2 separate regions of the Homo sapiens genome follow, and region 2 is linked to region 1. A link is a loop called in an ENCODE intact Hi-C map of the cell type or tissue named here. Cell type or tissue: heart left ventricle. All regions are shown on one strand. Links, peaks and the distances in the headings refer to the core of each region. The heading gives the core; the rest is flanking DNA.

What was found. A loop is a pair of places that touch in the nucleus more often than their neighbours do. Peaks named below come from ENCODE experiments on the same cell type or tissue, not always from the same donor. Only the 100,000 strongest peaks of a DNase experiment are listed, where the experiment ranks them.
Region 2: it touches region 1 in a loop (2.0-fold over the local background); 19 of 110 quality-filtered maps call a loop at or near these places.

What each region holds. Positions count from the first base shown.
Region 1 is chr6:142,885,376-142,888,307 of GRCh38, reverse strand. The region is part of intron 1 of HIVEP2 (HIVEP zinc finger 2); the gene reads left to right. Among named protein-coding and RNA genes, the nearest start is that of HIVEP2, 58 kb to the left of the region's middle. RefSeq lists an enhancer at 2,156-2,932. In heart left ventricle, for the core only: a CTCF peak has its summit at 1,256; no DNase peak of the experiment used is centred there; H3K4me3 peaks cover 525 bases; H3K27ac peaks cover 564 bases.
Region 2 is chr6:142,821,264-142,824,195 of GRCh38, reverse strand. All of the region lies in intron 2 of HIVEP2 (HIVEP zinc finger 2), which reads left to right. Among named protein-coding and RNA genes, the nearest start is that of HIVEP2, 120 kb to the left of the region's middle. In heart left ventricle, for the core only: a CTCF peak has its summit at 1,107 (motif pointing right); no DNase peak of the experiment used is centred there.

The DNA.
Region 1 (2,932 bases), core at 282-2,781:
ATGGCATGCACCTGTGGTCCCAGTGAGTTGTGGTCACACCATTGCACTGCAGCCTGGGCAACACAGTGAGCGTCTCAAAAAGAACAATACAACAAAACAAAACAAAACAGAATCCCATCATAATACTGAGACTAAAGGAGAAAACTAACTTTATAGTCTAAATGTGAGTTATCTGTCCTTGACTGGGCGTAGGATAGTGAACTAGGGATGTATTTTCCCATTTTTTGAATATAGTTAAAACATGTAAAATGATTTATTGTCATGGTATTTTACTAGTGACATAGGGGAATGAATTTAAATATTGTTTCTAGAAAGATTAATTTGAAAAAGCAATTTTTTTTTTTTTTTGCTGCATCGCCCTTTGCTATATCCTCCCCTTCCCCCCAGTTCTTTCCAGATAATTAAATAATCTGGTCCTAAATTTAGTGACCAGGTGATTACATTGTTTGATATTTCAGAAAGATAAACGCACATACTCTCTGAAATGTATTTTTGCATTTTTAAATTTTAAACGGTGATTTGTTTAACTTCTTCATTGGAGGAGACAATGCAGGAAATGATCTCACAGATTTAAATAACTGTAATGATAGCATAGTTTCTAATCTAGGGTAAGGAAGTTTCATTTTCTCTTAACAAAAAACAATTGTTCTGTTGATAGTAAATTTAACAGGCCTGGAATTACTAAAACTAAGAGTGCTGATGGAAATAACCTTTTATGGGATTCAATCGGTGATCTCTGAATTGATAGTTAATATGTCAGTGCAATTTGGAATAGTGTCTCCTTTGGATATTGGTATTGTTTTAAAATTATCTGAGGATCCTCAGTTCAGACTTGACCAGCATAGACCACCATGACTGAAAGCTGTCAAATGTATGTAGCAGGGTGAAACATGATCATTTCAGGGTGCCTTGGCTGATTTTGAACTATCCTTTTGTAAAATTAGTGAAACATTTTTGGTTTCTGAGTTAATATTAAGTATTAATACATTCTTTCTTCTTTGGCAAATAGGAATATGTCTCATCTTATCTTTTAGGTTTTTTTTTCTGTTTCTCAAAGTTTTTCTTTATTGTTCATTTTCCAAAAAAATGCATAATGAAACCTTATGAAATAAAGCAGTTTCTAAATTTCATTTTTTATTTCACATTTTATGTCAGGAATTAATGGCTGAATGTTGATTGGGAACTTTACAATATTTATGAGTGGGATGATGGAGGTACACGTGTACTTCCTCAAAATTGCTTTAGCAATGATCAACTAGAGGGCACCAGTGAACATTTCCATTTAGGTTCTTTAAACTAGGCCACATACTGTTGACACATATGCACAGGAGAGAAACGTGAATGCTTTGTGAAATCTTAGTACTAAAAATATGTTGCACCTGTATTTGTAGCAGTGTTATCATTCTTGAGGAAAGTGATGTAGAACCTACCAGGACAGGAAGAGAAATGTCATTTTGTTAACTACTTGTTCACTGGAGAGCTGCCCTCCAGAGTAAAGCCCTAAACATGTTTTGTCAAAAGTTAGAACAGTGTTGTTAACAGGTTTTTTGCCATTTGTGTGGGCAAGATAGTTAATAACATTAAGCACTGAGATAAATTCTATCATAGATAAATTTCTATGGCTAATAATTAACTGGGTAACAATGGAAACCTGTCCACAATTAGGAAAGGATTTGTAATAAGACTAACAAATAGGGTGTTGCAAGTCGGAAGTGTTCAAGTTCTGAGGCAGAATTTTGGGTTCTGTCATAGCCAGTTGCCTTCATTGTTCATTGTGTCAGCACATTTGCTTAAGGCAAACTGGAAAGGGAACATTTTTAGATATTTAAATATAAAAATGTGCGAAAATCCAGCATTTTCTGATATGAAAGTTCTGTGAACGACCTGCTTGCAGGGTAGCTATGCATATGTTTGAGTGGGAGGAAAAGAGAACAGATGATTTGAAAACTATTAAAATGGTTATACATATAAAAAGTTATTTCCCTCCTCATAAAATTTAAAAAAACCAGAATTTGTCTTAGTTAACATCTTACTTGTCATTTGCTCAATTAAAATACTTGCACATAACATTTCATTGATTCATCCATTCACTCACTCATTTGTCAAACAATAATAATGCCTACTTTGTATAAGATACCATATTTAGTAGGTATATGTAATACATGTGGTAATTATTTCTGTAAAGGATCAAACCAATTCATGAAAAAGATAACTGCAAATACAGTGGGCAAAATGTCAGGATTTTTGGTGAAATTTGTAATTAAGCTTTACTTAAAAGCATGTTTTATAAAGATATAGATGCAGAAAGCAATTTGTGTTGTTTTCCTAAAGTTTATTTGGAAAGCAAGTAAGGCTGTATTTCTTTGGACTGATTAAATATTACTGCTTGGGGACTACGAGTTAAAGAAGAGAAATCATTATTTGAAGGAGAAAGTGAATAAAATAGAAGATTAGGCGGCATTTTATAAGATAGTTGGTGGTACTGTTTACGGCTTATAAAGTTGTGTTAAAATTTACTAAACAGCTTGTTATTGTGGGAGCTTATTTAAAACAGCTTTCTGTGGTTATGTCTGTTGAGGAAGCTTAAACTTCAACTCTCCAGCCACTTAACTGCAGCACGTTGACTTCAGGTCTCTTGTAAGAAAGTCTAAATGTAGGCTGTTGAATAATCCCTTTGAGGGCCCTGTAACTATTTTTATGCCTGGATATGCGTCATCAGTGGGTATTTTCTCTGGTGACTCGCTTCCATCAGGTCTCCTACCATACATTCTATCAGTGAGTGACTTATGATTGATGGGAACCACGGCTTGTTGTTTAGCTTTATCTGTGACCTCAGCGAATGGACAACAGGAATTTCCAGGCTGTTAAATTCCCTGAATGCTTGAAGACAGGGGCTCACGGTGTTGCTCAAGGCAGGTAGCAGAGTGATATT
Region 2 (2,932 bases), core at 136-2,635, 64 kb after region 1:
TTAAAAATCTCTGCTTTTTAAGTTTTTGAACTCCAAAAAAGCAATTATATATACTAAGGTGTCAACATGTACTAATTCTCGGGACCTAAAGGATTTAAGCATGTAATGTAATTGTATTCAACATATACAAAATATTAGTATATTTTCATCATATATGTAAATTAGAATAAGTATAAAAATGTTTTAAATTAAGCTATTTAAAAAAAGGATTTTTCTTACAAAATATCCAAAATCACATGTTAAAACTGAAAGGTAAATAAATCTATATTAAAATGAATGAATAAAACATTTAAAATTCAAAATTATTTAAATGCTGCTGAAGCTTTTTAATATTTTTTTGAAATTGAATTAAATCCTCAGCTGTTTTTACAGAAGCAAAACTATTCACAAGTTTGTTTTTAGTGTCCATTTTAGTTGCTAATGTAAAGAATTGGCATCATGCTTCATACAGGTTACATCTTTACAAATTTAAGAATAAGAATTGTTTAATTGCGAAACACTCTTCAAGTGCCATGTGCAATTGTTCCAAATGCTGCTCTAATTATTAACGATTCTAGAACCACTGATCAGAGCACGAAGAGAAACCAGGAAAGGGATGCTTGGCATGGTTACACTTGTTATGCGAGAATCTGTTGCGTCCACACCATCTGAGAGAAATGACTCTTAAGTCTTTTCTTTTACCTAAGCATTAATGCTGCTTGAATCTTCTCTGCTTTGGAAATGATGTCTAACTCCACACTGCAATGTCACAATCCACGAACCTTCAGGGCATTCCAACTCAGTCACTCTTTGACTGGTGCAAAGAGATTGGGCAAGAGAAGCATTTCCCTCGGGGCTTAAACCGTTGTCGCGGGGTTTAGGGTTACAGGACATCTGGATGCCTATGATAAAGGTGCTGTGGATTTTTCAGTGAATTTATTTGTGCTTGTTTGTGATATGCAGGCTTTCTAAAGTGTGGGACCCATGACAAGGACCCCTCTTTCCTGGAAGTATGGACTCTGCTGTCTGTGGGGGCAACTGGGCATTAGGATTCTTACTGAGGGCGCCATCTGCAGAGGCGGCAGAGGGGTTCCTTCCTGAGGACGCTAGGGGGAGCTGGTGCAGGAAAGAAGCCATGGCAGATGGTGTTGTGACTGGCTGTCAGACTGCCTGTGGGCTCTTGTAAGTCTCCCTTGCTGGAATCCTAGATATACTTAGTTGGGACTTTTTAAGGGGACTGGAGGTCCTGTGTGAGCAGGTGGGGCTGGAACAGGAGCTGTGGTTAATTGGTGTTAATGTCACTTCTTATGTATTTGCCTGTAGGCTGGTAGGGCTTGATAGTGTTTGGGTAACTCATTTCCAAGTCAATAAGTGTTCCTTCCCTCACTTGGAGAGGGATGAGGAAAGACACTTCTATCCTGTAAATCTGTTTTTCTCCACACAGTTGGAAAGAATAGGAATTGCTTTATTTCTCTTTGTGAATCTTCTCTGTGGAGGGAGCCAGGGACACAATGCAATCATTGATCTGAGATAATGGAATTATAAAGGGATTTATTATTTACCTAGGCTGGGGCTCTTAACCACAAATGGACAGAATTCAGAAAATTTGGTTGAGAAAAAAACTGTTTCATTAATCTCTAACTGAAGTTTAGCACTTCCTTCATTATTCATGTAAGCAACAAATGACAGTAGTTTCAGCAGTGTCAGTGATGTTGTCACCAATAGAAATCACAGACAGTTTCATATCACATTACCATTGTGATTCATATCTCAAAGTGTCTTTATGATTATGACTACTCCGAATTATGGTGAATATTAGACCTGCACTATATCTTGTTTTTAATTATTAATAAAGAATTATGTATATTACTATCAACAAGTTTGCTTTGAAAGTTATTTTGAGATACCTATATTCATGGTAATTGGTTTCCTTTGTAATCCAGTGTAGTTTAAAACATTCTGCTAAGAATGAGCCCACAGGCTTCATCAGACTGCCAAGGAGGTCATGGCAGCCAAAAGACTCAAAAGGTCTGATGTAGACGAAATCCTGTGTTTTACTGCAGATTAAGGCTTTAGAGTGTGAGAGTTACTTAAGGTCATATGGTGGAGCCGGAATTAAAAGTAGCGTCTTTCCTGCACTGTGTGGCCTCCTGGCACCTCAACCCTGGTCTTAGTGCCAAGGGAATGAGTGCCTTTGGCTTCTTTGATGAGTACTTTGATTATGACGAAGTCCAAGCCAGCTTCTGTCTTTGTTTGCACTTTGCTGGTCTGTGGTGGCTTTCTCCCCACCCCTGCTTTCCAGGCCTGGAGGTGGTGGTGAGGTGTGGTCATCTCCAGCCATGCCTGCCTCTATGTCCCATGGCATCACAAGGCATGCTGTCCTGTGACAGCTAGGGGATAGTCAACAGAAACAATAGAATATTTAGCCTTGATTGCTTGACCTAGTTTTGGTGGTGGTGTTTCAAGCAATGTGAGTATTATCAGGGGAAATCTTTCAGCCAACCCAGTGGGCTTTGTTAAATTAATTTAGGAACTCGTGTCACATTATTTCCTCCTCACTATTAGGCTAATAGATACCTGAAATATCAACAGAAAAATATACAGTTAACAGCTAGCATTTAGAGTTCACTTCCTCGTGCCATTTTTAAATGCTGTATAATTCTGTTAACAATATTATTTGTATCCCCATTTTCTGGATGAAAAGACTGAGGCACGGAGAGGTTAGGTAACTTGCCTGAATATTTGTATGTCTGGCAAGTGGCAGAGATGGGACTGAAAGCAAGTATTCTGGCTCCATGGTCCATGATCTGGGCCACTATGCTACATGTCCAGTTATTACTTTAATGCTTTAAGCCATAGTTGTCCAATCTGTCTTTCTTTGGTTCGGGGTTAGACTACGAATGAGTGTATCTGGGATGAAGAGCCTTTGGATTTTTTTTTTTTTTAAATGTAG